Linked DNA regions of Mus musculus: all the other regions are linked to region 2. Evidence: chromatin loops called from intact Hi-C (ENCODE). Cell type or tissue: heart. All regions are shown on one strand.

The links. A loop is a pair of places that touch in the nucleus more often than their neighbours do. Peaks named below come from ENCODE experiments on the same cell type or tissue, not always from the same donor. Only the 100,000 strongest peaks of a DNase experiment are listed, where the experiment ranks them.
Region 1: a loop joins it to region 2, with 2.6 times the contacts of the local background. A loop is called at or near these places in 7 of 42 quality-filtered maps.
Region 3: a loop joins it to region 2, with 2.4 times the contacts of the local background. A loop is called at or near these places in 7 of 42 quality-filtered maps.
Region 4: a loop joins it to region 2, with 3 times the contacts of the local background. A loop is called at or near these places in 5 of 42 quality-filtered maps.

The regions. Positions count from the first base shown.
Region 1 is chr15:84,737,367-84,745,366 of GRCm38, reverse strand. It overlaps Arhgap8 (Rho GTPase activating protein 8), which reads right to left. Exons shown (of 12, transcript NM_001164628.1): 3 at 4,572-4,659; 4 at 3,343-3,474. Among named protein-coding and RNA genes, the nearest start is that of Gm20556, 21 kb to the right of the region's middle. In heart, a CTCF peak has its summit at 3,570 (motif pointing right); no DNase peak of the experiment used is centred here; H3K27ac peaks cover 865 bases.
Region 2 is chr15:84,668,787-84,676,786 of GRCm38, reverse strand. It overlaps a transcript of Prr5 not described here. Among named protein-coding and RNA genes, the nearest start is that of Prr5, 8.2 kb to the left of the region's middle. In heart, CTCF peaks have their summits at 1,946, 4,692 and 4,891 (motif pointing left); DNase peaks (open chromatin) are centred at 3,926, 4,866, 5,221 and 7,198; H3K27ac peaks cover 1,449 bases.
Region 3 is chr15:84,750,756-84,758,755 of GRCm38, reverse strand. It overlaps Arhgap8 (Rho GTPase activating protein 8), which reads right to left. Exons shown (of 12, transcript NM_001164628.1): 6 at 2,320-2,418; 7 at 1,626-1,736. Among named protein-coding and RNA genes, the nearest start is that of Gm20556, 34 kb to the right of the region's middle. In heart, CTCF peaks have their summits at 67 and 3,579 (motif pointing left); a DNase peak (open chromatin) is centred at 3,595; H3K4me3 peaks cover 959 bases; H3K27me3 peaks cover 2,088 bases.
Region 4 is chr15:84,889,418-84,897,417 of GRCm38, reverse strand. Gm46528 (a long non-coding RNA gene) reads left to right here and starts at 724. Exons shown (of 3, transcript XR_001781730.1): 1 at 724-1,452; 2 at 6,448-6,538; 3 at 6,822-6,844. In heart, no CTCF peak of the experiment used is centred here; a DNase peak (open chromatin) is centred at 1,017.

The DNA of each region.
Region 1 (8,000 bases), 69 kb before region 2:
GGGAAGGAATAGACAGGGGGATCCTTGGCCAGCCAGCCTACCGGGCAAGTTCTAAGCAAATGATAGACCCTGTCTCAACAAATAGGGTGGATGGTGTCTAAGAAGGGATGGCAGTTGAGATTGACCTCTGGCTTGCGCTCGCGCACACACACACAGACACACACACACACACAGACACACAGACACACACACACACACGCTCTGATCCCTCTGCCTTGGCCTGCCCACTGCATTGTTTACACGGCATGAGTGAAGTAGAGCCTGTGGCTAAGGATATTCTCACAGATGCAGAAGATGGGTGGACAGGGGCGTCGAGCACAGCCCTAAACCAGGAAAGATCTAGCCGCGGCTCTCAGAATGAAACCAAGTAAACCTGTCCAGAACCCTCATCAATAGCAATGTCTTTTTTTTTTTTTTTTTTTTTTTTTTTTTGGTTTTTCGAGACAGGGTTTTTCTGTGTAGCTCTGGCTGTCCTGGAACTCACTCTGTAGACCAGGCTGGCCTCAAACTCAGAAATCCGCCTGCCTCTGCCTCCCAAGTGCTGGGATTAAAGGCGTGTGCCACCACTGCCCGGCCAATAGCAGTGTCTTATGTGTGGCATGCATAAGGCCGTGGGGGCTGCGGGGAGGGCACGACTTACTCCACAGACTGCTGTGAGGACCCCAGCCCACATGAGAGCCAGCAGTTCAACTGCAATAGCACACCAGAAGGCCCTGCCCGACCTGGTTAGGGTTTGGGGGTGAGTGTGACACAGGGCAGACATCAAAGCTCAGACAGAGAAAAGAAAACATCTCAGCAGAGAGCTGAGGTGGCCTGGCTCAGGACGCCAGAGCAGAGTGGGGGAGGACATCTGGAGGTAAGGGAGCCAGGCCAGGAGGAGGAGGGGCTGCATTGGGGAGAAGTTAAGCTGGAGCAGAGCTCTGGAGTGAGCACACAGAAGAGTGGGTGCAGGGCTCCCCACAAACTCACTGTCAGCTCATGAGGCTGACCAGTAATACTATAGACTTCAGAAAGGAGGCAGGATCCTGGGAGAAATGGCAGGTTCCAGGCCTGGGGTGAGAGGGGGAGGGAGCCTGGAGAGATTGAAGGGATGAGACAGGACCCTGAGACAGGCTGAGGGGCAATGGTGGAGACAAGATGTGTGTCCTGTGAGTCGTAAACGATAGTGAAGTACAAATGAAAGGAAGCTACCCTCCAAAATCGTGGCCATAGATGGGCTTCAAGAAATCTGCTGCCAGCTAGACATGGTGTGGTACATGCTTTTAGTCCCAACACTTGGGAGGCAGAGGCAGTCACGGTGACTTTGGGGCCAGCCTGGTCTACAGAAGGAGTCCCAGGAGAGCTGGGGCTACACAAAGAACCCCCCACCCCCGTCTCAAAAAACACAAAGCAAAAACAAAACAAAACAAAAATTTAAGAAAGGAAAGAAAGAAGAAAGAGAGAAAGAAAGAAAAAAGAAAGAAAGAAAGAAAAGAGAGAGAGAGAGAAAGAGAGGGAAGGAGGGAGGGAGAGAGAGAGAGAGAGAGAGGGAGAGAGAGAGAGAGATTGAAATCTGTTGCTGTGGGATTCCAGAAAGCAGCTAACTCCTCTATGCACTCTGGAGCCCAGAGGTCATAAAAACAGAACAGGCCACCTAATTTATCTTTCACCCTGAAGCCAGAAAGGTCAGAAGGTCATAAAAACAGGTAGCTTATCTCCTACACACGAAAATCAGTTTCTGGGACTGGAGAAGGCAGCCCCTCCCGCCTCCCTACTCTACAAAAAACTGACTCTCAGACCCTGTACAAACCCTGTACCCTCGGTTCTAAGCCACAAGTCATGGGGACACCAATGTCTCAGACCAGCAGGGTCTGCTCTTGTCATTCTGAGATTGAATGAGTCTGTTTTTTCCTCTTCCTCCACTGACTTATTTCTTACACATGTACCACAGAATGACACACCAGGTCACATGTCCCCATTGATGTAAGGGAGAGAAGAGGAGAGGGGAGGGGAGGGAAGGGGAGGGGAGGGGAGGGGAGGGGAAGAGAGGAAAGGGTGTGTCCTACACATTAGTGCTGGCCAGTGCTCCACTGCCACCCAGCCCCTCAGCAGAGAGTGCAAAGCCAAAGCGCCAGGCCATCAGTGGCATCTGGAGATTTGATGCTGAGACCCTGTGATTGGAGCATCATTTGAATCACATCTACAAAGTTCTGGCCATAAGGTGGGAGAGCTTGGAGCAACTACACACACACACATACACACACACTGAAAAGGGAGCTGCTCTCCTTAGAAGCCTCAAACAGAGAGAGCACTCCTGGAGTCAGGCTGTGTAAGGAGTGGACACTTTAGCTTAGCAGGTGTGGCCTGGCTTGGAGGGTGACAACAAGAAGGCCAGTGGGGATCTTCCAGGGAATCATAGCACAGGCCTCTGAGACTCTCTCAGCACAGATCAGAGCCGGAATGCCAGGTACAGGCCTCTAGGGACAGAGCGCTCATTACCCTCCACCTATCACAGTCTTGGATAGTTTTGGTGCCTAAAGCACCCACTTGTTTGTTTCTGTGGAGCCAAGATAAAAATTCCTCTTCACTGTCCCCACCTCCCTTCCCTAGAGAGTAGGGAAATCTTTATCAAGTTGTTTTGTTTGGGTTTTATTCCTGAAGCATGGTCAAATGCTGGCCTCAACCTCACGTAGCCTAGGATGTCCTTGAACTCTGATCCTCCTGTCTCTGTCTCTAGAGTACTGGGATTACAAGCATGCCTCACTGTATCTGGCCTAGAGTGGGAAAGAAAGCAGGAGAGTTTAGCTCCTCCAATTTGAAGACCATGCTGTCTCTCCCTCCACCTAACACCCGCTGGCCCCGGGGTTAAGAGAGGAGGAAACCAGAAAGTACTCCATCCGTCCCCAGGAACGTTCTCTGATGTCCTTCAGCATGTGTGGTGAATGGCTATTCATATTGGATATAAGGGGCCTCCTCTATCTGCAGATGTGACCTCTCACTTTGTCACCCTTCAAAAACCAGTGGCCTGCTAAGCACAGTGGCACATTCCTCTAATCCCAACCCTCGGGAGACAGAGGTTTGGTCTACAAAGAGAGTTCCAGGCCAGACAGGGCTACACGGTAAGAACCTGTCTCAAAAAAAACAAACATAATCATCAAGTTTGCCCAGGTGCTAATCCTCTAGCTACCTTCCACACTTCTGCCTCCAGCAACAGGACAGAAGTGCTGGGATTCTGTAGCCTTCTCCCAAATGGACTCTCTCCATCACTGAAATGAGGCGCTAGCATCTGTCCTTACCCACTGCATAGCCCACCCCCATTCAGTCCCTGTGTGCCTCCCACCCCTGGGTCCTCCTTGTACATACTTCCGGTCAAACTCCTTGTAGGTGTTCTGGAGCCAGCCTAGGGATGGTTTGTTCTGGCTGCTGAGGCCATAGTGAAAGTAGACAATAGTATAGTCGTTCTCCACATGCTGGTCCAGTGTGTACTTCAGATACCTGGGGGGCACGGGACACAGGGTTCCTTCAGGGCAGTTGTTAGCTCCACACCGAGATTTACTAACATCATGAAACAGAAGCCACCACAGTTAGCCAGCAGGGGTCAGAAGCCAGCTATGCTCAGGTCTTATCCAGGCCTGCATGGTGACTCATGTCCCATAGGTGACACCTGAAGTTCAGGTGAGATCTTACCTCACTGACCCAAGGTCATACAGCTTGCAAGGGGACATGGCACCTTCCTAAAGATAGCCAGAGTAAAGCCCCAGAAACTGTGACCACCCCACATTTGGGGAAAAAAAGGTGCTTGCAGATGAAGCTGGGGTCTTAAGAGATAGGTGGATGCTGGATCCACCAGGGTGGCTTCCAGAAGAAGTCTTAGAGATGCAAACCCAGGCCCAGGCCTCTTCATGGGTCCACAGAGAAGACCCTTAGAGAGACAAGACTGTGTGAAGATGCAGGCAGAGTGGACGTAATGCAGCCCCAGTGAGAGGTTCAAGGGTTTGCTTAGTACTTGGAGCTAAAGGAGACTAGCTACTAGCTCTCCCCCTGGAGGGAGCACTAAGGGAGCACGTCTGAAGCACACCTCCATTCTGAATAGAATGTAGTTCTGCTGTTTCATGCCATTAAGTTCATGACCCTTTATTAAGGTAGCCACAGCAAACTATTCAAGGAGGTGCTGAGATTCAAACTCAGGGCCATGTAGCTTTCAGCCTTGCCCTCGCCCCACCACTATGGTCCCATCTCAGGCATCTTGTTGATCTGCTGTGTTTCCAGAAACACACCTTCCTGCTCTCTAGACAGCCTGCATCCATCAGGTATGGAAGACAAAACTTCCAGTGCACTCAGGACAGGGGACTGCCTCCCGCCTCAGAAGTCAGTGCCCACGGCTCAGTTGGCTAAGAGGGAATCACGCCAACGTCCACCATTCTACTGGTGCTGGTGAAGCCATGGTAGTCCTGGTGGAGGGAGTTTCCCCCAGAGAGGGGTGGATTCCAGAGCTCACTGCCTCTCCGCGTCTGTCCTGGAGAGCAGGATGGAGACCAAGATGGCCACGTGGGGAGGCAGATGCATGCGGCAGAGAACAGAGTAGTACTTACTCCAGCAGGCGCTGGTGGTTGAGCTGGTGCAAGGGTGGCAGCCGGCAGCAGCTGAAAGTGAAGATGCGTCTCCCCTGGCGGTCATCCCCTGGAGGAACAAAGGTGTGAGCCTCCATCCCCTGGGCTGGACTCCCTCAATCATAAGCCACGGTGGCCAGAGCAGGCCAGACTGAGCAGTGGCTAGGATAACTAGGGCTGGGGCTCAGGAGACACCCAGGGGAGGTAGGCGACGCCCACATCTCCTGAGAAAACCTTCCAACTGTCCATCACTCCCACTTAACAGATGGAACACTGGAGCTACCAGGTTAGGTCACCAATGCCAAGTCCCATGGGTGGCAGCTATTGGGACTCACCTAGGACTCTGAGTCTTGGAGAAGGCCAGAGGAGTCAAGGGCCAGTTGTCCCTGAACGGAACCAGACCACACATTCAATAAAGGAGGCCAAGTCATCCTGTGCTGTGATCAGCTCTTGGCACATAAGACTACCTCTCTCTCTCTCTCTCTCTCTCTCTCTCTCTCTCTCACACACACACACACACACACACACACACACACACACACTTTCCTTATCTTTGTGTGTGTTGTAGGGTGTGTATATATTCCTGTTCACACACGTAAAGGCTGAAAGTCGCGTCAGGCTTCTTCCATAGTTGATCTCCATCTGTTTCTTGAGACAGGTTTTTGTCACTAAACCTGGAACTCACTGATTCTACAAGAGTAGCCGGTCAGGGAGCCCCGGGGATTCTTGTCTGCATTTCTCCTCTCCTGGGATTACAGGAGCATTACATGGGTTCTGGGGGTGTGAGCTCTGGTGTTGCAGCTTGTGTGCCAAGCACTTAGCCAGCCTGGTGATCACCTCCCCGGTCCTTTAACTGTCCCCGATCTTTCAACCCTGCTGTACGTTATTTTGAAAGTTGTAGCTCCCAAAGCCGCAGAATCATACACACAGCCAATGGAACTGGGAAGATGGCTCAGCAGGCGGGAGCACTTACTGCTCTTGCAGAGGACCCTCGCTTGGTTCCCAGCACACAAATCAGGTAACTCACAACTGCCTCTACTTCCCGCCCCAGGATCCTATGACCCCTGGCCTCTGTGGGCACCTGAATACATGTGACACACACACATTACAACCATTCATTGTGAAGTCACACCAAGGACTGTCTAGAAACCAGTACCTACACTCGGATGTGTGATGCCCACTTCCTGTGAGCCTTTCACTACATATGTAATAAACTTGCTACAGAGCCAGGCAAGGTAGTGAATGCCTTTAATCCCAGATAGAGGCAGGCAGATCTCTGAGTTCAAGGCCAGCCTGGTCTACAAAACAAGCTCCAAGGTAGCCTTGGCTATTACACACACACACACACACACACACACACACGCACACGCACATGCACATGCATGCACACGCCATAAACAAACAAACAAATAAACAAGCTTGCTACCTTGGGAGCTGGAGAGATGACTTTGTGGTTAAGAGCACTCACTGGCATCAAGGGGACCCAGGCACCCACATGGTGGCTCATAACCATTTATAACTCCAGTTCCTAAGGACCTGACACCCTCTTCCGGCCTCACAGGCACCAGGCATACATGTGGTGCAGACATACATGCAGGCAAAACACTCACACACATAAACAAAACAAGCAAAAACTTGCTAACTTGATTCATTCTGAATTGTTCTTAAATTTTTATTTTGTTTTATTTTTTTGTTTGTTTGTTTTTTGTTTTTCAAGACAGGGTTTCTCTGTATAGCCCTGGCTGTCCTGGAACTCACTTTGTAGACCAGGCTGGCCTTGAACTCAGAAATCCGCCTGCCTCTGCCCCCTGAGTGCTGGGATTAAAGGCGTGTGCCACCACGCCTGGCTTTTTTTTTTTTTTTCTTTTTAAATGAACACATTGACTTCTTCTTCTTTTTTTTTTTTTAATCTATTATCATTTGTAAGCACACTGCAGCTGTCCTCAGACACACCAGAGGAGGGCATCAGATCTCACTCCGGATGGCCATGAGCCACCATGTGGTTTTCAGGACCCGAACTCAGGACCTTCAGAAGAGCAGTCAACCACTGAACTATTTCTCCAGCCCTCTTTTATTTTATTTTTCATTCTTCTTTATTTCCACCCTGAAATTCTTTTCTGCAGTGCAGTCAAAGACCCAGCTTAGCTGGATGTCATGCTACATCGTTAATCCCAGCACTCGGGAGTCAGAGACAGGTGGATCTCCGAGTTTGGGGCCAGCCTGGTCTATAGAATGAGTTCCAGGGTAGCCGGAGCTATATAGTTACTGTCTCAAAAAACAAAACAAAATGACCTAGCTTTACCATAGTGAAGGTTCCATGGAGAAGTAGTCCCTGGGTTGCCGTGGCAACGCTGAGCTGCATTCCCTGGAACCTCTGACCCTCCTAAGTCTCCAAACACTGGAATTACAGGCATATGCTACCACATCTGGCTTTCGTTTCATAGAAGGCATCCTCCTGCCTCAGCCCTGGATGTCACCCCTCCTGAGTCCCCTGATCTGCAAACCCACTTGTTGTTCTAACCCAGCTGCTGCCCCCTGGCTCCCCACATCTGTGAACTGAACGCACCACCCTGTGCAAACGTCAACAGGCCAGGACTGAGAAACCAGGCATGTGTTGTGGGGTCATGGTGTGTGGAGGTCTGGTAGCTGCCACGGGCACCTAGTCCCCTCAGGGTATTCTCTCAACACACTTCAGGTTCAGCAGTGACTCGTGTTGAGAAGCCACCATGATGGATGGAATGAACATTGTGCCTCCATCACGCTGCACCAGGCAGTGCTGCCCTTGAGTGGACATCTTGGATAGCTGTTAGGGAAAGAGGTTATGGAGGCAGCTTTGGGTTAAATACTGTCCCCTTCCCCCAAAACCAACTCAGGACTTCCTAGAGCCTCTACATGTGACCTTATTTGCAAACAGGGTTATCACAGATTTAATTAGGTTGAAGTTCAAGATGGGGGTATCTTGGATTTAGAACAAAGAGGCAGGAGAGAACACAGTCATAGGCCAGGGGAGGTGGGCGGTGTAGGGATAGACAAAGGCCAAGAGGTACAAATGAACCCCAGGAAGAGCAAAGGATGCTGGGAAGGTTGGGGTAGATTTCCCCAGAGCCTCCAGGAGCTCACCCACCCACACCCTGGGTTCTCACTTCTGAACCCCAGAACCACGAGTCTGAATATTTGCTGTTAGAATCTCCTTGGATAGGGCCCTCTGTTCCAGCAGCCCTAGTGTCACTTGGGCCCATAATCTTAGTTTCTCTATATTCCAGAGGGTCTTAGGAAACAGAACTTGGTGGAGGGAAATGAATTCACTTATAGTTAGTTTGCACAGACCAAGGAGAGAAATAACATAATTTGTTGTTATTTATCTTACAATGTATAGAAATCCATGAGATAAAGGCCAGAGCTACGCAGATG
Region 2 (8,000 bases):
CTGTCACTGTCACCTGCCACCCTCAATGCACCCTCCCTAGGATCTCCTTCTAAGGGTCATCCACTCCAAAAGGGGTCATTTTGCTCCCTGTTGGCAAGGCCTGGCAGTTCCCCAAAGCTGACTGGCATGATGTCTCTAGCAGCCTGTGGTACAGTTGGTGTGTAGGCTCCTTACCCTGGGGTCCCGGACACCCAGGAAAGGGCCAGTGAGAAGCTAAGGCATGTGCCTGGCTCTGTCTCTCTGGCCTGTGCCCCCGGGCTAGGCCTCATCCTTCCTTGGTGTGCAGAGGAGGGTGGAACAGGAGAATCACAAGGTCATGGGGTCACACCAGGAGCCTAGCAACTGCTCCTGTTATAGAGGACAGTGGGAGGGACACTGAAGGCGAGCTGCAGAAGCCAGGTGAGCCTGTCACCATAGGGCAAGACTAGGCTAAGACCTTGGAGGGCTCTTCTCCCTGCACAGCAAAGCCAGCTGACCAATCAGCATTCGGGGCAGGACAGGAGTCCATCAGTGTGAGAAGCAACACACTATGGTATCTGCCTTTTTAATTCATGCCACCTTCCCTCAGGTCTCCCTGACCCGGGACAGCCCCACCTGGCTAGACCTGGTCCCCCTGTTAAATGCTCCTCCTCTTCTCCCTCCTATGCTTCTGGCTGCTGTGGGATTCTGACCAGCAGAGATCCCTCATCTCCAACACCCTCACCTCATCCACATGACCCCCTACATGACCCCAAAAGACTCTCTCTCTCCAAAAGTTTCCCATCTGTGAAAGTCTTGGACATCAGTTTCCAAAAGTTCTTTGGAGAGAAGCAGGGGAGTTTTAGAACCCTGGAGCTGATCTCTCACTCAGTGCCTGGGAACAGTGAGGTTCTCTTTGGAGCTGAATCTTGGAGTGGCAGAGTTGGTATTTTGATTCCCTTAAGGAGACCCAGCACTGCCAAAGGCACCGCGACCTCAGCTCCTGTTTCATGTGGATCCCTATGGCGCTTGCCCCCCACTCTGCAGGTGAAGGCTCACACACCAGCAGCAGTGACCTGCAGGTTGCCAGCTTGCCTTCCTGCTCTGTCGTCTCCTCGAGGCACCTCCTTGCCAGTAGCTTTTCCTTAGAAGCATTCTTGGAAAGAGTGAATGAGTTAGGAATCAGCTCCTGCTAGTGCGACCCAAGAGGAGCCCAGACAGAGTACACACAGGCGTGGCAGGAGATCTGAATGGAGAGAGTTCATTTACTCTTCTGTTGTCTGAACCTTGCACCTAGCCCTGCCTGCCAGGTAGGAAGAGCTGTTCCCCGTTGAGGACCTAGATCCAACGTGGGCGATAGGAACAGAGAGAAACAACCCTTGGCCTGTGTCCCTTACTTCCTGGTTGAGGCCCAAAGAGCTAGCCAGGGCCTCTCAGAGGAGGGTGCTGCTATCGCGAGGAGTGTTCCCCCAAGCTTTCCTAATATCAGGTAGTAAGACTGGACTTCTACACCCAAGAAATTATCTGAGGAAAACTTTTCTGACCCCTGAGCTGGGGGAAGGGTCATGTCACATGGTGGAAAAGGGCGGGGACAAACCCCAGCAGTCAAAACTTTGCTCCTTCAAAATCTCCATGAAGGAGAGACTCCTTGGATGGTGAAATTTCCCAGTGGACCAAGATCAGGAAAAGCAGCAACATTTACCAGGTACCTGCTAAACCCAGCCCATGTTACTGAGGCCCAGCTGAGGTTCCAAATCTTAAGATCACAACAGGGTCACAGGCCGGTGAGAGGCAGCGCGAGGACTGACTCTGGAGTTCCTGTTGCCTGTTCGGTCTCCAGCTTCTCTAATATCAGGTAGCAAGACTGTAACCCATTTGAGGATAGATGGGCCTACCACTGTTGCCTGGGCATTGGGGGGGGGGGGGGGGGGGTGGGCTCTAGGGACCCTGGCTCTCTACTGCCCCCCAGAGCTTTTATAGAGAACAGCAGCATCTATGGGCTCTGGTCCCCTCTAAATGGGTCCCTGCCCTGCCTGTCTAATCCTCAGATCAGGTGCTTTGCTTTCTGAGAAAACTCCAAATTCCAAAAAAAATTCTCAGGACTCCAGGTAGGCAGGGTCCAGCCTCCATTCTTTGGGTCCTGCTTCCTCCTTCGAGCCCTCCAAGTCCTGTTCTCCATCCTTCTGGGCCCTCAGAATTCTGCCTGCTTCCCACCTAGAATTTTCCAGGCTCTGCCCTGCAAAACAACTTAATCACATGCATAATTAAATGGTCCTGGTCAAGGTACGGCCTGGTGATCTCTCTTTGGCTCCACCTCTCGATGGCTATGTTTTGGTTTTGGTTTGGTTCTGAGCATAGCCATTAATGTCCTTGCAACCGGCTCCTGAAAGCTAACTTTTGATGAAAAGTGCGCTGCCACCGCCGCACAGGCTCTCTCTGGTCCAACCAGGCCATTAAAGGCAAACTGAAAGCACAATGTGCCTCAATTCATCTTGCCTGTCTCCTTCAGTGCGGGTCACTTGCTTACTTCTGTGGGTAGACACGTCAGTCACTCAAGAGTTGTCTGTCTAAAAACTTTATCTGTTCCCCCAGCATCTTGCTTCAAGGCTAAAGGCACAAACAACAACTGAGGCAGATGGAGCCAACTTTTACAATGTCCTGTTCCCGACCCTGCAATGGCGAACTGCAGAGATTCAAAGGACAGGACACCCCGCCCCCCTACTAGGAAGGCCTCTTCTAGAGTGGACAGGCTACATGCTGGACTGGGAGTGTCTTACGGGAAGCAGATCAGTCCCCACATAGCAGGAATAATTGGGACCACCCTGCCAAACAGAACCTAGATGGGGGGGTCACCCAGGTTACACCTTCACCAGGATTGCTTAATTAGGTGTTTACATTGTTTTGCAGGGGAGCTAGAGATGGCTCAGTAGTTAAGAGCTCTTAATGCTCCTGTAGAAGGTAGTTCAGTCCCCAGCACCCACTTGGTGGGGGTGGGGTGGGGTGGGGTGGGTTGGGGGAGATGTGACTCACAACTGCCTGTAGTTCTAGGGGATGTAACCTTCTTTTGACCTCTGTGAGCTCCTCCAAACACACGCTCTTACACACATGAATAAAAGTAAGATACATCTTTAAAAAGGAAACATGGTCTCACAGTGAAGCCCAGGCTAGACTGGAACTCACTATGTAGCCCTGGCTAGGAGGCTTCAAACTTAATCCTTCTCCTGCCTCAAGTGGTATCAGGTGGGCCACAAGGCCTGGCATTTCTAACCCTGTGATTTCACTCCCAGTGTGGGAAAGCTGAGCTGGGGGTCTTTTTCCAGATCCTTCTACTCTTGTCTAGACTAGGCTTTCCCTTCTCCCCAGACCAGCTGGGCCTCCCTCGGAACCCCAGGAGAAAAGAACCCAGCCTGGGGTCAATGTGGGTGAGCCTTGTCCTTAGCTGAACATAACACTTTCTAATTTAAACATTTTTTATTACCTTGATTTTCTCTCTCTCTCTCTCTCTCTCTCTCTCTCTCTCTCTCTCTCTCTCTCTCTCTCTCTCTCTCTCTCTCGTGTCTGTGTGTGTGTGTGTGTGTGTGTGTGTACTCCTGTACCTTGCCACACATGTAGAAGTCAGAGGCCAGCTTATGGGTGTCCGTTCTCTCTTTCTACCATGTGGATTCCAGGAATCGAACCCAGGACATCACCTTTTCCCACAGAATCTCTTTCTTGGCCCTACCCCTTTACTGTTTATGGAATGGGGCATCACGGTTTTGAGAACTGCACAGGAATACATTGCAATCTGGTTTTTGACACCATCATTGCAGCTACCCTGCCCATTTCGGTCACTTCTGGCTCCAACTTGCCCAAATGTCAGGCTTCCTTCTGGCAGAAGCCCTCTGACTCCTTGACCTAATTCCACCCTCTTCATTCCTCCTCCCCCTTGGCTTGGTTAAGATCTTGGGCTGGCTGCCCTGGGGCTGGGATTCCTGGGTGCTGAGATGGGTTATAAATGGCCAGGGTCCACTCTGCTCCCTGTAGGGCAGGGCTACCTCATGCCAAGCCCCTTCTCCACTGGTCTCCACCGTCACATGACTCTTCTTTGTCCTCTTGGTCACTGGTCACATGGCCTTCTCTCCCCTCCTCTGCCCTCCCCTCCACGGGATGTGCTTTGCTCCTTGTCCCCAGACATCTTGGCCAGCACCACCTTTCCTGCTCATCTGAGAAAGCATTTCAGGAAATGCTTCTATGTTCAGCCCTACAGGGTTCCCCTCTGAGGATGGGGCCCTGCGGTGCTCCCTCTGAGGGTGCAGCTCCCACAGTGCTCCCTCTGAGGGTGCAGCTCCATGGTGCTCACTCAAAGGGTGGAGCCCACATGGTATTCACTCTGACAGCGGAGAACTATAGAGTTCACTCTGAGGGTAAAGTCCCACGGAGCTCACTCTCTGGGGGAGGGGTGTCTCCAGGGTGCTCACCCTGAGGTTGGCGCCCCAGGGTGCTCAGTGCCATGCAGTCCTTATTTACCCCCTCCCCTTGGTGTACATCTCCATGAGGCACACTTACTAGGGTATACCTGCCACTACTGCCCAGATGCTGTGGAAACCCAGAAGTGCCACTCCCCCACAAGAGGAGCCAGGCTCCAGCTTAGAAGGGCAGTGGAACTCAGTGGGTCTCCTATTCTGCACATGCTGGCCCTCCAAAGGTCAAGGCTGGGTAATTCCTAGGCCCAGAGATGCCAAGTGAAGAAAAGCACCAGACGGGGCTGCTCAGTAGCCACAGCGAGGTGGTCTCCATCTTGCTGCCTCAAAGCTTTTCCTGACCCACTTATCAGAATCTAAGTGTTTGTGTGTGTGGGGGGGGGGGGGGGGTGGGGGAGGCAGGCAGTTACACACCTTGCACTAGGCTGCCACCTTCTGGCCAACTGCCTGCTATAGCCATTACACTTGACGGCACAGCTCAGTGATCTCCCAAGCGGCCCAGTGTTCCTAGAGTTTGCTCCATAGGCTCTATGGCTGAAGCAGGCTAGCTAAATCAGGCCCTACCTCCCCAGAGCGACAAAGACTGCTAGAGCATCCCATACCTGCTGTGTGTGTGTTCTGCAAAGCACAGGACTCCCGGGAGCATGCCTACAGGGGAGCTGGCTCTCAGCTATGCAACTCTCAAATACTAGACACCCAGAAGTGACAGGCACAAGTCCCTTATGTGAATGCTGGGAGGAGTGCCCAGTTCTGCGGATGTTGCTCTAGGAATTCACCAGCAGGGACACTTTGGCAAGCCACTAGGCTCTGTCAGACTATCAACAAACCTCCCTTATCAGATTGCCTGGTGGTTAGCTTCCTCCTTCAGACTGTCCGCCCAGCTTCTCTGGTCAAGCTGTGTCTGGTGAACCTAACCTAACAGACTGGCTTGCCAGCCTCTGCCATCAGACTGTGGTCCGCCAGAGTCTCATCAGGCCGTGTCCCTGAATGATCTTGTGGCCACTGAATTCGAGGTTTTTGTCACGGGACTGCCAATATATACAAAGTCACTGAAGGAACCTTAGAATGATCTTCAAAAGCAGAAGAAAAAAGAGAAAGAAACCTCTAGAGAAAGCGTTAGCCCCACGAGGGCATTCCCGTGTCATCCTTTTCCATGCCCGGCTGTGCATATGTGTCAGCCACTATTAGCAGTGGCTATTAGCCCCAGTCTTTCTGTTCCCTGCCTGCTTCTTAGAGTGGACAACACTGGGCCTGTCCCTAGAACTTGAGACAAGGTGTCTCCTGCCCTGGACCCCACGTGTCTCCCAGGCCCAGATGCCTTTATTCTCCTCCCACTGCTCATCTTCCACCACCTTTGAAAGCCAGGCAAACAGAGGCTATTTGCTGAGCTCTGCACAGACAGACAGAGAGACAGACAAGGGTTCATTGTGTTCCTCGGTGCCTTCACTGGACACCTGACACCCACATTCCCTGTCTTCACCTAACAGACACTCTAGGGCATCTCTAGGCCCAGGAACTTTCACAGAGTCCTGAGAAGACACGGAAGTGCTGTCGCAAGCATTTTTTAGGGTCAGGAGAGGGACACCATGGCTGACATGGGAAGACACTGGGACACATGACTGGGAGTGTGTGGGTCTGCGTGTGTGTGTGTGTGTGTGACAAGATGAGGTTGTATGTAAGCAGTGTGGCCTTGTGCATATGGAGGCTCACTCTAGCTGGGAAACTGCATCGAGTCAGGTGGGCACGGAATGTAAGACACACACACACACACACACACACACACACACACACACACACAGAGCCAGGAAGGCCCTGCAGAGCTGGATAACTTCCCGCAGGGGCTTGAAGACACAGCGCCCTTTGGAAGGAGAAGCAGCAAGAAGCGGCGGCAGCAGGGAGGCCTACGAGGGGCAGCTGAGCAGGCGGGAATGAGGGGCAGACACCAAAGGCAGCCAGACGAACTGGAATTGTGGCCAGAACTAGAATCGTGGCCCTGGTTTGGCAGCCCACAGGGTCCCCACTAGTGACTAGTGTGGCCAGTTCCCTGTCCCATCCCCAGATGTTGTGGCGGCAGCTCCAGGGACCACAGATTTTCCCCAGGGAACTTGACAACCTCAGAGACACTTCCATCCGGCCCAGTGAATTCTCTTCTCAAGCCTCTGGTCTACCGCCTGGCAACCCTACTTCAGGCTGTGCCAGGGCCTTTCTGGAAAATGGAGCTTTTCCAAATGCCCACTGAGGCCCATCCGGCCTCAGGGATATGAGGACATGAAGGACTCGAAGGAGTAATGAGCATCAGAGAGGTGGAGCAACCTACCCAAGGTCACACAGCACAGAACGCACACATATGACAGAAGCTAGACTGCCGGCCAGGGCAGACAGTTTTATGAATGGATGAGCAAAACGCTCTCGCACCCCGCACAGCAGAAGGAAGGTACCATCTGCCGCTGTTTTTGTTGTTGCTGATTCAAACGTAAAGTCCCACACTGTCACACTAGGCTGGACCTAGGAATTGGTCTTTTTCTGAGTCAGACACTTCTCAGAGACAGACTTGAGATCAGACAAATGGCAAATCTCCTCTGACCACCAGCTCCGGAGAGACCTGACCCATGCTACCTCCACACAGACTCAGCGGCCCCATTCTAAAGAGGCAGAAAACCTACCTTGCTCAGGAGCCAGAAGCTGCAGGGTGGGCGAGGGAAGGGGTACCCTTGGCCTGTCTGCCTGTGACCTTGGCGGAGGCCTGCACAGTCCAGAGCGGTTTGATGTTGGCTCAGCATTCACTGTTCTGGGTGCCCAGGTCTTGGGGCTACCCAATGGCTTACATATTATGAGGAATCCACGTGGCCACAGGACAGCAAGCAGGTGGGCTGGGCAGAGGGCTCACGGGCTGTGACTCAGCGGAACTTGGGGAGGCTGCAGCCAGCTTCGGTGGGAGCTGCCCATGGCAGCCTGCGCAGGGAAGCCCAGCTGCCTGGCTCCCGATAAATATTTTATCATGCTTACGGAGCAGGTCCCAGGCGGTTGCCCGAAGCCCTGAAGCCTAAAGTACACCCCTTCCTGTCCAGGCCTGAAGTGGTGTGAATAGCCAGTCACACCACTTTTTCTTTTTCTGAGACATCTCCTTTCACTTCTGACCCAAGATGACTTCAGGGAATCTTGGCACAGCTCAGCACACAATGTCTACACCCCACTCAACCCTGCTGAGGCTAGGTTTGGCCACGCCCCTCACATGAAGCTCCCTTCTTCACTCTACCTAGAATGCCAGCCAGACTCAGCCCTGCTATCCTGCTAGCTCAGTGCCAGCCACCTCCTTCAGGAAGCCTTCCTGGATGCCCCTTCCTGTCACATAATCCCAGGAAAGTCTATTTTGGAGCCAGACTCAAAAATAGAGTTAAGGTGCCCCAGTGATGGGGACAAGATGAGGTTGTATGTAAGCAGTGTGGCTGTGTGCATATGGAGGCTCACTCTAGCCGGGAAACTGCATTGAGTCAGGTGGGCACGGAATGTAAAACCCAGCCTCTTGTTTCGGGGACAAGCACGGTAGAAAGGCTACCGCCAATATAGCTCAGGGTGACAGCA
Region 3 (8,000 bases), 82 kb before region 2:
ACATTGTGAAAATTTGTCTCTTGATGGCCTGGTGCCGCAGTGATGAGCTCTCACCAGCGACCCCTAGAGGGCATTGTAGTTACTGCAGGCACCTGCTCTCCCCTGCCTTTGGGGTAGCGTAGCATCTATGATGTGTGGACCACCAGGGAGTTACAGCAGCAAACTTTCATAACCCATGAAAAGGAAGTACTCTTTAGTGGCAAGTTTGTGTTCTAGTTTGGGGGGGAGGGGGACTATTTCACCATTTACTGCATTTTTCTCTCTGAGAACGTGTGGCTGGGTGGGGAGGTACTGTGTGACCCAGGAGCAGGCACAGGTGCTACTGAAGCTGTTAAGACAGGAAGTAGCCATGTGCTCACTCAACCTGGAGTTGGTCCAGCAGACCACGCCCGTCACAACAGAAAACTCCATCAGACAGTGGAGATCCAGGGAGATACTCGGAGGAACAGCAGTCCTCTTTGTGATATCCCAAGGTGCTCCCCTGGGGACGCATCCTGCTCCATCCACTCAGAGAACACTGCTTTATCACACCTCCCTAGCTGACAGGTACAGAAGCATGTGACAGCCACCTCACCACCTCAGGATGCTTCCCGATGGCTGTCATCACTAATTAGCTTAAAACAATACCCTGATTTACCTTACAGTCTAGAATAGGTGTGTGTGTGGGGTGGGGGAGGACCTGGAGGCTCTGGGATATTCTCTTTGTTTTTGCAGCTTTACAGACTCTTGCTTATATAACCCAAGGGGCTACCCTGGGCTCACCAAAGTGTCCCAGTTAGCTCCCATCTCAAGACGCTGCTCACATCTGCAAAATCCTTCCTGCCAGCCAGTTGCAGCCACAGGTACTGGGGAGGTTAGGATGTGACATCCACTGGGCATATTTTGTTTTCTACACATGCACTGCAGACCGTGAGAGCATTTGGATGGGTCTTATCCCAGCGTCTACAAGAGGACAAGAGGAATCCTGTCCTGGTAGCCCAGGAAGCACAGGGACAAACTTACATCCCCAACAGATTTCCCTTAAACTCTTCCCAGGGTGCCCAGCTCCTCGTGGACCTAAAATCAAACCTCGTGCGGGTCTCTCACACAAAGCAACTGAAGTGTCCAGCTCTTCCCGAGTGTGCTGTGGGTGGCCTGACCGCTTCAGCTTCTTTAGGATAAAACATCGCCTTGGATTTATGTCGGCCAGGTCTACTACCAGGGCATGAGACCCAAAGAGGGACAAACTCATGACCCAGAGGGTGGGGCACATAAGAACCTGGACTGGGGATGCTGTGATGGGATACTGGGGAAGGCTTCTGGGGGAGGGGCCCAAGATGCACGTGAATGAAGCTGGCCTGGTAAACAGGTAGGAAATGACAGATCCACCAAAGATCAAAGTCCCTCGAGCATGTCTCACTTGGAAGATGACAGGAAAGGCCCAAAGAGCAGGGAGCCAGAACTGAAGGGTGGCCGAAAAGCTCTTGTCCTCTGCCCAGGTACACATGGAGCAGCGGCCACTCCACCTCAGAGGGGACTTGAACCTTTATCTCTCCTGTAGGCAGGAGGCAGAGGCCTGGGGTAACCTCTTTGGACAGAGAGGGGTCCCACTGCTCAGGAGGGCAGAGTATCTCTCCTTTACTTACTATTGCAGGCTGACGCCAAACTGCTGGGTGGGCAGAGGCGGCCGAGGTGGCGGTGTCTTGGTGGGCGGGGGCGGTTGACCTTTGTGCAGGTTTTGCAGTTTCTCGTCATACCTATGGACACAACAGGAGAGTGTCACCTCACAGGGGGACAGCCTTTTAGCCATAGAAGTCATCTCCAAGTGCTATGTGGAGACTAAGCCCCATCCGCATCAATAGGAAACCCACATATTCTACCTCTGTAAGTTTCAGGCATCCCGGGGCAGGGCGCCGCATCCTCAGAGAGAAGTGAAGACCAGGCTCAGGAGCTTCACTGGAGCTGGCCTGCCTGGCACAGGCCTGAAGCCACGGAGTTTCTGCTCATTGACCCTGCGTTCCGGCTTGCCAGACACTCAGTGGGGCATTCAGCAGGAGCTGAATGAAACGCCCGCTAGCTGTCTTCCCGAATCCCCCGCGCCTGCCACTCCTAGAACATTTCATTCCACACACGGCTCACCAGCACACCAGGGAACCCCTTTCATATCCGGCTCAGAAGCAGAACGGCAAACCCGTGCCTGGATGTGTTTTTAATCAGTTTGTACTTGTACTGTATGCAGCCTTCGTGGTTTGCTCTCCCTCATGTATGTACGTGGATACCGGACCCCAGAGCCATGCGGGGCAGGGGCGGGGCGGGGCGGGGGCGGGGGCGGGCCCTCACCGCACTACTTCCGGGGGGATGAGCAGCTGGTCGCACTGAAGGTGTTCTCGGAGCTCACGCAGGTTGCTGCAGTAGGTGACTTTTTTCCCAAACTTGTGACTGAGGAAGGAGAAGCAAGAGAATAAAATGTTGAGGGGGCAGGTCTCTAATCCCAGCACTCAGAAAGCAGGGGCAAGTGGTTCTCTGTAAATTCAAGGCCAGCCAGGTCTACAGAGTTCCAGGACAGCCAGGCTGTTACCCAGACAAACCTCGTCTTGAACCTCCCCCTCCCCAAACAAACAAACAAACAAACAAAAGACAGAGCATGCACTGACACCCAGAATATGCCACAGGCCCTAGAGGCTCGCATGCATAAAATAATTATGCCTCTACTTTGAACTGGTTGTGAATTTACATACTGCACAAAGACAACTTAAGGGGGAAAGGACTTATTTCAGCTCAAAGTTCAAGCAACACTCCCATCATGGCAGTGATGTCAACGTAGGAGGTGCTCGAAGCAGCAGGTCATCTATGTCCAGGCCAGCAGACGATGCACACACGTATACCACTGCTCAGTTCCTTTCTCTCTTTATACAACCCAGGATCTGCTGCCAGGGGAATGGTCCCACCCACATGGTACAGGTCTTCCCGCTTCAATTAATAGGATAACTGCTCACAGACATGCCCAGAGACCCCTCTCCCATGTGATTCTCCATACTGCCAGGTTGACTTTGATACTGACCATAACTATGTGCCAGCTCAGAGGACCAGTGAGCCGAGCCTGCATGTCTGAAGTCACTATGGTCCGAGATGAGTAATTGTTTTGTGTTGGGCCATCTCCTCTCCCTGACAGACCAAAGGGCAGGGACCTTGGGAGACTCTCCAGGGATGCTTCAGGCCATGGGGAGACATGGCCTCTGCCAGCCTTTCTATTCTCTCCCAGGGGTCCAGGATAAGGCTGGTGATCTGCCAAGGCCTGGGTCCCACTGATACAGACTGTGAACTTGAACCATTGTAAGTAGACATTGCAATGATGAGAAAAGGCAAGTTCTGTGCTCAGCAGTGCCAGATTCTGCTGCAGTTAAAACAACCCATGTGTGCTCCACATTGTAGATAATATGAAATTAAGATTATCTAACTTACCGCTGCTCAAACAAAACAAGACCACAGGGGATCTGATAGATGGGACACCCCTGTGAGTGGAGTAGAATTCCGGGTCCAACCTAAAACAGTTCCCACACCCCAAGGGAGGTCAAGGCCTGTGCACTGGCTCCCTCTTGTGGACAAGAGTGGATCAGACCTGGGGGCCAGATTCCAGCCATGAGCAAGGGAGCCAGGGAGCCTTATCTGGGGAAAGAATGCAGGCCCTAGGCCCTGAGGAAAGGGTTGGGACAGGTCTTATGGGGCATCCTCACCTATCTGTTCAGATAACAGACAACTCGGGGACAGTTTTGCCTCTGCTCTGGGGACATTAAGGTTTCCTCTGGGGTATGAAGTGCTATTAATGGTTTTTTTTGTGTGTATGGACAGGAAGAGCCCACTGAGCCTACTAAGGACCTAGCTGTCCTGTGGAACTTTCTAGACAGTAACATCTGCTTCAGCACTCTGGGGACCTCCCATGTCACACCTGCCCACTCAGGAGCCACACACCACCTTTCTCTCTGTAGCTGTCTGACGATTGCTTTTAAGCCAGGCACCCGCTGGACCCTAGGATTAGCGAGGGTAAGTAGACATGACCCATCTGGCCTTTTACACTGGCGGAAGGGCCTTGAGCAGCTCAGTCAGGAATGCCAGCACAGGCATAGGGCAAGACTTGTGCCACACCCACAGCTGCTGGAAGAGTCGGGACAGTGCTCAGGATCCAAGTTCAAGTGTGTGTGAGTACACACTTCATCCTGTGTTCAGGTTTCATTCTGTCCTTAGATCCCAGTCCAGAGTCCTTCACAAGCTGTGTGACCTATGGAAGCTGTATGACCTCTCTGAGCACTGACCTCCCCTGTTTAGAGGTAGAGAAGGCATGGCTGAAAGACATAAGATGGTTTGGTGTATAACATAAGGTGACTTGATAATTCAACCCCCAAAGGAGAGTTAAAAATATTCTAGAACAAACCAGGCATGGTGGTGCATGCTACGTTCCATAGAACATGAGGGCTGTGGGGAAGGCACGTTGAACTATAGGCCAGGTGAAGTGTGGGATGGGACTTGAGGTGAGGTGAGGCAAGGTCGCAGCACTTTCCAGGAGCCACTGATGGAGTGTGTGCATGTGTGTGTGTGTGTGTGTGTGTGTGTGTGCTTCTGTGAATGCAAATGAACATACACACTGAATAGGAATGTGTAGCGTAAGCACACACATCAATGCAGGCAGACATTCAAGAACATGTACTGGTGGGGTCCTGGGGTCCTAGGTTATAGATGGGTGGTCCCCAGGCAGCTGTCAGGGACCCGGAGCAAAAGAAACAGCTTGAAATGGCACCAGCATACCCTCCATGGGGTCCAGGTCAGTGGGGAAGACCATGGGCGGGCAGGGCTGTGGCCCCCTTAATTCTTCTAGTTCTTAAAGGTGCCTGCGACCCTTTGTGTGGGACTCCTGCTTCCATCCTCGAAGCCAGCAGCACGGCCCCTTTAAGCTTCTTCCCCTACAGTGCTGGGAAAGGCTACTCTAAGGACCCCATTGTTCACCTCTCGCCTGGAGAACATTCCAAGTGTCTTCTGTTTGCAACTCCTCAGCTTAATCTTGTCGGCATAACTCCTGTGCTGTGGAACGTGACCGATTTGCAGGCTCTGGGACCTGAATGACCTTTAGGGTCGCTCATTGTCCAGTGAAGAGGGATCTGATACCAACAGTGTGACTGCGTCTGAGTGATGGAGACTCGAGAACTGAACCCTCAAGGAGGATAGGTAGGAGGTGGGGGATGCAGGAAGACTGGAGTTTTCCATGCACTTGGTGACTTGGTGGGCTGGGCTGCTGAAGTCAGAGGGGAGTGGGGAGAAAGGATGTGATGCCCGCCCTTGTCTCTGTCCTGCATTCTCACCTATACACAGGGCACAACATGAACGTTCCTTTTGGCTGTGGACTTTTGAGCCACTGTAGGTAGATATCAACAAATGGGAAGGGTCAGGAGGATATGACAGAAGAGGAGGAGGAGGCAGCAAAAGGTTTTGAGGGCCATGTGACCACTCACTATGTGTGTGCCCTCTCTTCCTGAGTCCTCCTGGCTGACCAGGAAGGATGCTGTCACTTCCTCTCTGAATACGTTCCCTCGCCTGAGTGTCCCTACCCGCCTGAATAAAGCTCACCCACTCACCATGTGGCTGGGTGCAGTTTGTGCCTGATGCTTGTGGCTAAATGGAGAGGAAATGAAGATGCCCCAGGGGTCCCCGAAGAGGCAGGTCTTACAGTCCCTTGTAGCAATTCCTGATACTGGCAGAGAAATCATTAGCCAATGAGAAAGAATCCTGACTTGGAAAGAGCTGACAGAAGTCCCCATGTGTATTAGTCAGGGTTCTCTAGAGTCACAGAACGTATGGATAGTCTCTAGATAATAAAGGAATTTATTGATGACTTACAGTCGGCAGCTCAATTCCCAACAATTGTTCAGTCGCAGCTGTGAATGGAAGTCCAAGGATCTAGCAGTTACTCAGTCTCACGCAGCAAGCAGGCGAAGGAGCAAGAGCAAGAGCTAGACTCCCTTCTTCCAATGTCCTTATATTGTCTCCAGCAAAAGGTGTAGCCCAGATTAAAGGTGTGTTCCACCACACCTTTAATCCCAGATGAAAGGCATAGCCCAGATTAAAGGTGTGTTCCTTAACTCGGAGATTCAATCTTCTGGAATCCATAGCCACTATGGCTCAAGATCTTCAAACCAAGATCCAGATAAGGATCTCCAAGCCTCCAGATAAGGGTCACTGGTGAGCCTTCCAATTCCGGATTGTAGTTCATTCCAAATATTGTCAAGTTGACAACCAGGAATAGCCACTACAATCCACCCCTTGTCAACTTGACACAAATAATATCTCATGTTCACATGAAACAATAACAAGGTTGTAAATACGCCTAACATGATATAACTATCCCTCGTACAATCGCAAACGCATTAGTAAATTTACAATGGGCATTCATATTACTTTATAATCCTCGTTTCTGCAACTGGTTACGTGGCCTTAATTGGTATTTATAACTACCTTCCTCTACTACCCATTCTGTATTTCCTTCACCTTCAGCCAGCACCTCAGCAGGTCTTGGCTCTTTTCCTGGAGGATTGACCCATACCTTCATTCCTGATGGGTCTGCGTCCTTTGTCATCCTGCTTGGATTAGGCTGTTGTAGTTTCCCATTGACTTTAATCACAGGACATGGTAGTACTAAGAGACGCCCTAAGGGATCTCCTGCACTCCAGACATAATCTTGCTTACCACCATTGTGAAGAGGTAATCCAATTTCCCCATGGTAATCTGGATCTATCACCCCTCCTAACACTGTTATTCCTTTTTTAGCCTGTTGGTTTAAGGGCATTAGAAGCCCAAAATGACCAGGGGGAAGTCTGAGCTTCCAGTTCAATGAAATGTTTGTTGTAGCTCCTGGTAGGAGCACTCCCCTCTCTGGAGCCAAAACTTCTAAGCCAGCAGAACCTAGAGTTATGGGGACAGGAAGCAAAAATTTTCCTAGAGGGTCACTAGGAGTGATAGTAAGTGGAACTATTCCGTTTTCCACCCCTTGATTCCTGGACCCATGAATCCTGGCTATGGGTGAAACTGTACCATATATCGAGCGCTGATTCAAAGCATATACTGCCTTCTGAAGAACTCTGCCCCAGCCTTCCAAGCTGTTACCACCTAATTGGCGCTGTAACTGCGTCTTCAAAAGGCCATTCCATCTTTCTATCAGCCCAGCTGCTTCAGGATGATGGGGAATGTGGTAAGACCAGTGAATTCCATGATCGTGAGCCCACTGTCGTACTTCTCTGGCTGTGAAATGAGTTCCTTGGTCAGAAGCAATACTGTGTGGAATACCATGACGATAGATGAGGCATTCTGTCAGTCCGTGAATGGTGGTTTTAGCAGAGGCATTACGTGCAGGAAAGGCAAATCCATAACCAGAATAAGTATCTACTCCAGTAAGAACAAAACGCTGTCCTTTCCACGAAGGAAGTGGTCCAATGTAGTCAACCTGCCACCAGGTTGCTGGCTGGTCACCTCGAGGAATGGTGCCATATCTGGGGCTCAGTGTTGGTTTCTGCTGTTGGCAGATCTGGCAATCAGCAGCAGCTGTAGCCAGGTCAGCCTTGGTGAGTGGAAGCCCATGTTGCTGAGCCCAAGCATAACCTCCATCTCGACCACCATGGCCACTTTGTTCATGTGCCCATTGAGCAATGACAGGGATGGCTGGGGAGAGAGGCTGACTGTCCACAGAACGGGTCATCTTATCCACTTGATTATTGAACTCCTCCTCGGCTGAAGTCACCTTTTGGTGAGCATTTACATGGGACACAAATATCTTCACATCCTTTGCCCATTTGGAGAGATCTATCCACATACTTCTTCCCCAGATGTCTTTCTCACCAATTTTCCAATTGTGATCTTTCCAAGTCCCTGACCATCCAGCCAATCCATTGGCTACAGCCCATGAGTCAGTGAATAATCGTACATCTGGCCATTTCTTCTTGCAAACAAACTGTAATACCATGTGTACTGCCCGAAGTTCT
Region 4 (8,000 bases), 220 kb before region 2:
TCAATTCAGACTTGATGCCTGGCACTGACTGACACCAGCATCAGCACCACCACTCCACAAGCAGACAGCAACATGATTTTATTTCACAGTGACGAGCCCTTCTTTGGTTCTCATCTGCTGAAAGGAACATTGCAGCCTCATCTAAGACTCCGGTGCAGTGCTGGAAATACGGAGCTACTTCGTCAGGAGGAGGAAGATAGAAGTATGCTTCCAAGGCAGGAGGATGTCTGGAAGGGTGTGCTGAGGATCACACTGGGGCTTTGGACCGGGAAGTGTAACTTTAATTTTTTTCAAATGCCTATTTTTAATGATGGTCCTTAAACACTGTAACCTCCCTTTTAGCCCACCACCTACCAGAAGTAGTGGGAAAGAAAGGATACTGGAAAAGCAGACCTGTTTAGAAAGGTTCTTTGGAGCAACTCCCATCTGTGTTGTTTGGAAATTGGCAGCTCAGTTCATAGAGAGTGGTACTATTAGAAGGTGTGGCCTTGTTGGAGGAAGTGGGCTTTGAGGTTTCAGAGGCTCAAAGCCAGGCCCCGTCACTCCCTCTTCCTGCTGCCTGTGGGTCCAGATGTAGAACTCTCAGCTACCTCTCCAGCACCATGTCTGCCCACATGCCACCATGCTTCCCACCATGACAATAATTAGACCAAACCCCTGAACTGCAAGCCAACCCCAATTAAATGCTTTCCTTTATGACCATGGCCATGGTGTCTCTTCACAGCTTTCCACCAAAACCCTAAGACACCAGTTTCCCCGGAACACGTGATTTTCTTGCCTCAGCTTCCACAGTGCTGGAAGTATAAGTATTAGCTGCCACGCTTTTTATTGTTGGAGGATTCATGGCTAATTTTTTTCATTAGAGATACACAATGCCTGGGGCTCCTTTAATGATATTGGCAGGTCCTGATTAATGTCAAGATCTGTGAGTCATTGGGTGCAGGAAGCGGGTGTGGCACAGGCCCCGTGAAACCCACTTGTTTACTGCCTTGCCCGAGCATGCGCAGTGAGGCTGCATGCATGGGCTGCCTGCCAGGCTGGACTGTTCCTCATGGTCCAGACCTGTCAGCCTATTGGTGACCGACCTAAGCTCGTGCCTGGAACGTGTGTGAATTCTGATTGGATGAGGTGGGGTGGCGCTAGAGGGAGAGGAGTCGGGAGTAGTGAGGAGAGTTGTTGTTTAGCCCTTGCCCTAGGTAGAAGCCAGAAGTAGAGTAGTGAGGAGTTTTAAGCCCTTGCCATGAGTAGAGGTAGAGTAAGAGAAGTCGAATAGGAGTAGTTTAGCCCTTGCCCTAAGAAGAAGCTGCTGGGGAAGAGAGCTGTAAAAGAAAAAGCCCGAAGTAAAGTTGCTGCGTGAACCCGACTTGTGTCTGTGTCGTTCATGTCTCCGGCTCGGAGGACTTGCGACAAATGGTGGCCCATACGGGGAACTCATCGTGTCAGTCAGCAAAGGTAAGTAAGAAAATTTTAGTAAACAGAGGTAAGGAAACCTTAGTAAACAGCAGTAGGAAATTTTAGTAAACAGCTGTAAGGAAATTTTGGTAAGCAACGGTATTTAAAGAAAGCACAGGCCTGTAAGGTTCCCCGGAAAAAAGGGATGAAGCATTAAGGTTCTCAGGAATAGAGATGAAGGTAAGGTTCCCAAGAAAAAGGGACGAAGCATTAAGGTTCTCAGGAATAGAGATGAAGGTAAGGTTCCTGAGAAAAAGGGACGAAGCATTAAGGTTCTCAGGAATAGAGACAAAGGGAATTTCAGCAACTAAAGAAAGCATAGGCCTGGAAGGTTCCCTGGAAAAAAGGGGACAGAGCACTAAGGTTCTCAGGAATAGAGATGAAGGGAATTTCAGCAACATGGGTTCAACTGTGACTAAAATGACAGTAAAAATGTTAGCCATCTGGATCTTGGTCAGGGCATGCTTGAGGGACACCAGTGGAAAGTACAATAAGGAGATTGCTTCTCAGGCTAGCCGCCGAAAGCCTAAACAGCTTAGACAACAAACCAAAGATAAGAAAGAGAAGAAGGAATCTAGCTCTGAAGGGTCTATTAGTGACATCGACAGGACTGAAAGCGACAATGACGTCTGTAGTCGGATGTTCTGCTGGAGGTTGAGGCGCGGTAGGCTGCCTGAACCATTAGCCCCTCCGTTGCCTTCTCCTCCCCTCTATAAAGATGAGGGAGACAAAAAGGGAAAGCATAGTATGGATGATATTTTGATTTGTGGATCCTCTAATGTGGAAGTGGAAGAGGTATTTGGGACCCTAACTAAATACCTCTTAAAGAAGTGGAATTTGCCGGGCGTGGTGGCGCACGCCTTTAATCCCAGCACTCGGGAGGCAGAGGCAGGTGGATTTCTGAGTTCGAGGCCAGCCTGGTCTACAGAGTGAGTTCCAGGACAGCCAGGGCTACACAGAGAAACCCTGTCTCGAAAAACAAACAAACAAACAAACAAACAAACAAAAAAAAAGAAGTGGAATTTGGTGATAGCCCCAGAAAAGGTTCAAAAGACAGAAGTAAAACACTATTTAGGTACTAAATTGAGAGGTGCTGTTGTCAAGCCACTAAAGCTGGAACTAAGGATGGATAAAATGCATACCTTGAATGATTTTCAAAAATTGTTAGGAGATATCAATTGGATTCAGCCCTATTGCAATCTTCCCAATGCTGAGTTACACCCATTATTCGATATTTTAAAAGGAGATTCCGATTTACAATCTCCTCACCAATTAACACCCTTAGCCAGAGCTTGACTCATATGTCAGGAATGTGTGTAACCTCTGTTCAGTATCAGAATTTTCCAGATCTGCAAATCTGTTGTGTGCAATTGGTGCGATGCTGCTAGGAAATTGGAGTCATGATCTCGACACAAAGATGAAGGAATTGCGAGCATAGATTGTTGTCGTGAACAACAACCATGTGGAGATTGCAGCTGCAAAGCAATGGCTGGAGATCATCCAGGGAACTGTGGGACTCTTAAAAAATTGGGGATGGATAGCCTTTTGAGCTCTCCTGCTGACTGTTGTGTGTGGAGGAATGCTTTGGTGGATGGCACGTATGCGAAGGCGGCACAGGGCTGATAAACAAGCCTTAGTGCAGGCTATGGCAGCCTTGGAAGCAGGAACATCCCCCCAATGTTGGCTCAACATGCTGGATCAGTAATCAATGACGGGTAAGACCCTCACGTGCGCATACCAACCTAAGACAGGATGGCGAAAGTGAGTTCGTCACTCCCATGACGGGTAAGGATGTGGCACGGATGGGGGCAACCTAAGACAGATGTTGATCCCAGAGCTGCTAGTAAAACAAAAAGGGGGAGATGTGGGAAGCAGGTGTGGCTTTGGGCTCCAGGAAACCCACTTGTTTACTGCCTTGCCCGAGCATGTGCAGTGAGGCTGCATGCATGGGCTGCCTGCCAGGCTGGACTATTCCTCATGATCCAGACCTGTCAGCCTATCGGTGAACGACCTAAGCTCGTGCCTGGAGCGTGTGTGAATTCTGATTGGATGAGGTGGGGTGGCGCTAGAAGGAGAGGAGTCGGGAGGAGTGAGGAGAGTTATTGTTTAGCCCTTTCCCTAGGTAGAAGCCAGAAGTAGAGTAGTGAGGAGTTTTAGCCTTTGCCATGAGTAGAAGTAGAGTAAGAGAAGTAGAATAGGAGTAGTTTAGCCCTTGCCCTAAGAAGAAGCTGCTGGGGAAGAGAGCTGTAAAAGAAAAAGCCTGAAGTAAAGTTGCTGCGTGAACCTGTCTGTGTCATTCGTATTGCAGCCGGCTCAGAGGACCTGCGACAATTGGATATTTCAATATGACAATATTTGATCATTGTTTTGCTGAGTACCCTCCTTCTATTAAGAGATGGAGCCCTCTGGGGCTGGAGAGTTGGTTCAGTGGCTGAGACTCTGCACTGCTCTTGCAGAGGAACAGAGTTCAGTTCCCAGCATGCACCCTGGGTAGCTTACAACCACCTGTGTGACTCCAGTTCCAGGGGATCCAATACCCTCTTCTGGTGCTTGTACTCGTGTACACATAACATAATTAAATGTAGAAAAAATAAAATATTTAACAGAGTCCTCCCTTCATCCCATTTGGAGACCAGGCAGTAAAGTCTGCGTAGGAAATGCCCCATTCTTTCTCTCATTTCTCAAGGTAACAAATGAGTCCCTTTCATGTCCCAGAGGCGGCCATTTACCTTCCTGTGATTATCAATGTGAACTCATGAGCCCAAGCATATTCCATAGGTCTCAATCTACTACCATAATTCCCTTTGATCAGGGTTCAAATTGGGTACTCCTAGCTAGCGAGGAAACTGTGTCAGCTCCTGAGTCCTTTTGGAGGGTCTTAGCAGCCATTCAGCAGTTTCCTGACTGTCTTCTATCACAAAACACTTCACACTTCTCTTGCACAGTTTTTTATTTTTCTTCATCAGCTATTTTCCCCAAGAATACCTCTTTTTTTTTTTTAAGTAAGAAATGAACTTGAAGACCACAGTCCATACTTGAACTCAAGATGTTCAGTGCTGGGTGAGTCAGTTAGCCAAGGTTCAGGACCTTCTCAATATACATGCTGGGCTTGGTGTTTCCATCTGGAGGAGACTTGGGGCTTTGGGATTGTTCTTGGCCTCTGGGTTACACGTGGGTTCAGTCAATTTTCATGACTGTAATGAAATAACTGAAACAGACTAAGTTACAAAGAAGAGTGGTTTGTTCATCTCACAGTTATGGAGACTGCAAGTTGAAAAGTGGGGTCCAGGCTCTGGTGAGGGCTGCCCGCCCAGGCCACTTCAGTTCTTGGTGGAGTGTAGTGGCTTCGGTGTGTTCTAGATGCGGGATTCAGCTTGCCAGTTCTCAACAACCTCTGTGGGAGCTGACTAGGGCCCTGATGCCCAGGGTGCCTTGGATAGATCACTCTGCCAGAAAGCCTCTTCTTTACTTAAATACCAGCCCTTTCCCCTGGCCTCACCTCATCTCTTTCTTTCTGGAATCACCACTTCCTGCTATTTCTTTATCCCTGGCAAACCTCAGTGCTACTTTATGTGGTTATCAATTTTTTTAAAAATCCACCTTTTTTTTTGAAGTGTTAGGGATTGACCCCAGAGCCTCGTTATGCTAGGCAAATCCCTAGATGTCCCCAGATCTATGTATTTTATACAAGTGATACCACACAATATTTGTCCCTTTGTGTCTGGACTCAAGGTCCATAGAGGATGTGTCAGAATCCCCTTCCTGTTTAAGGCTGAGTACTATTCCTTGTATGGATGGCCACAGATGCTCATCCATCACATAGCAGGCATTGATCTAGGCGAGATTCCACCTTTTGACTGCTGTGACTGGTGCCGCTATGCTCACAGGCTTACCGTTTCCTTTCTCAACAGTCATATAAATCCTATTGTTCCCAAGCCCCACATCCCTGGTGACAGCCCTATGGTCTGTCTCTGTCTGTAGAGCCTCTTATTTGAGGACTTTCTCTGTGGAGCTGGCCGGCTCTGTGACCATTTGTGTCCTTCCCAAAGTCCAAAACCCTGAACTGCACGCCTCCTGATCACTAGATGGCGCTGAAGAGCAGTTTGGATTTGGTCTCCTAGAGGAAGCTCTTTTTCTCTTCTAGACTAGGGAAGGATTCTCAGGCCAGGTTTGGGAGGGGGAGGGGGTAGCTTTTCAGTGTCCCTGTCTTGGGTCATGTGACCTTCCCACTTGACAAGGGTTTTGGATTTCAAATGCCTTTATTAGGCAAGCCTCTGTAGTCTAAGTAAGAAGAGAACAGGTCTGGGGGTATTACCATGTTAGAACTCCTAGGAAAGTGCTGCAAACCCCTGCATTTAAATCTCAGGTCCATCAACAAGCCGTTTGTGTCCCTTGCACCTCTGTTCCTCTTCCTGTAAAACCAAAGGTCAAGGTGTCACAGGGTCAGATTCCTGGTGTGTGTGTGTGTGTGTGTGTGTGTGTGTGTGTGTGTATCTTCCTGAAGCCTTCTGTCCTCTGGGCTTCTTACAAGGACACTAATCCAATTTGACAAGGGCTCTGCCCTCATGATCTCATTAAATCGCAAGTATTCCTGTAAGGACCCTCCCTCCAAGTGTGGTTACACTGGAGATTATAGTCTCAACAAGAATTTTAGGGGGTGACACCAATATTCAGTTCCTAACTTCTCACAGTACAGGGGTTCAAGATACTCTATCCCGTACTCACTGATCTCCCCAGGTACAGCCCCCCACAGCCCCCAGTTCTAACAAACAACGCCCCCTCATATAAAATACAGAGTCCCATACAGACTCTCCTGTCCCTCACTTCTGGAAAGACCCCTCGCCTGCCATCTGTCAGGCCCAGCCACAAATCTATCCTCAGGGAATCCTTTCTTCATAAAAGACATCCAATTATAGATACTAAATATGCAGTTTTGAAATATATTATTTGTACCCTCAAAGTTGTTTTTTTTTTTTTCCTTAACTATTGCTTTAGACTGAGCAGATGGCTCATCAGGTAAAGCACTTGCCACACAAGCCTGAGGATCAGAGTTTGGATCCCCGGAACCCACAGGAATGATGAGCAGGTATGGTGGGCCACCTGGCATCCCAATACCTGGGAGGCAGAGACCGGATTGCTGGCTAGACTAGCCAAATCAGCAAGCTCTGGTTTCACATGAGAGGTCCCAGTGATTGGGCAAGACACTGGGCATGTAACACTGGCCTCTATGCACATGAACGTGAGCACATGCACTACGTGAACACACACACACACACACACACACACACACACGAATGCATACACACACACAGGAATGCATACACACACCAATTGCAAATTCTGTTTGTTTTATTTCCTCTCTGTCTTAGGGTTTTACTGCTGTGAACAGACACCATGACCAAGGAAAGTTTTATAAAAGACAACATTTAACTGGGGCTGGCTTACAGGTTCAGAGGTTCAGTCCATTATCATTATCAAGGCAGGAACATGGCAGCATCCAGGCAGGCATGGTGCAGGAGGAGCCGAGAGTTCTACATCTCCATCTGAAGGCTGCTAGTGGAAGACTGGCTTCCAGGCATCTAGGGTGAGTGTCTTATAGCCAAGACCCACAGTGACACACGTACTCCAACAGGACCACACCTTCTAATTGTACCACTCCTCCGGCTGAGCATTTACAAACAATCACACTCTCCTTTTGCCCATCCATTTTAAGTTTTCATTTGTGTCCTTGAGACTGCATCTTGACGTGTAGCAAAGCCTGTCCTTAAACTCTGGGCCTCCCTTAACTCCATGTTAGGATTATAGCTGTGTGCCGCTGCACCTGGCTCTGTGGTTTTTGGTTTTTTCGAGACAGGGTTTCTCCATATAGCCCTGGCTGTCCTGGAACTCACTTTGTAGACCAGGCTGGCCTCGAACTCAGAAATCCGCCTGCCTCTGCCTCCCAAGTGCTGGGATTAAAGGCGTGCGCCACCACTGCCCACAGAGCACATGGCACCCACTCACATTATTCAACCTGGTGGGCCAAAGTGGGTGCCTCAGCCTGTGAGCCTACTCCAAACTGCAACAGGACACCTCCATTTCCTGGCTTCCCGAAGCCCCCTTTAGGTCCCTCCCTTCTGCTCCTCTTGGTCCCTTATCTCTAGGCTGCTTTCTGCCAGCCCCCATTTGCTGGCATTTTCTAGAATTGCATATAAACTAAACGCTACTAGCTGTGACCCAGTGACCCATTCAGCCCATCCGTCCACCCAGCATCCCAGTGTACAGACACCACCGTTTCCTTCCCCATTTTCCTGCTGATGGACGCCTGGGTTACTTTCAGTCCAGGGCTGGTAGGGATAACACTGTATGACGTGTGTAGAGATTTGGGGAACATGCTCGCCTCATCCTCAGGCATGTAGATGTGAAGCAAGCCCCTGTGGTAGGGATAGTGGAGCATGCGACTGTCAGTCAGACTTCTTGTTGTGACGGATACCGGAGAAAAGCAATTTAAAAGCAGAAGGGCTTATCATGGCTCCCTGCTTCAAAGCTTTCAATGAATGGCCCCTTGG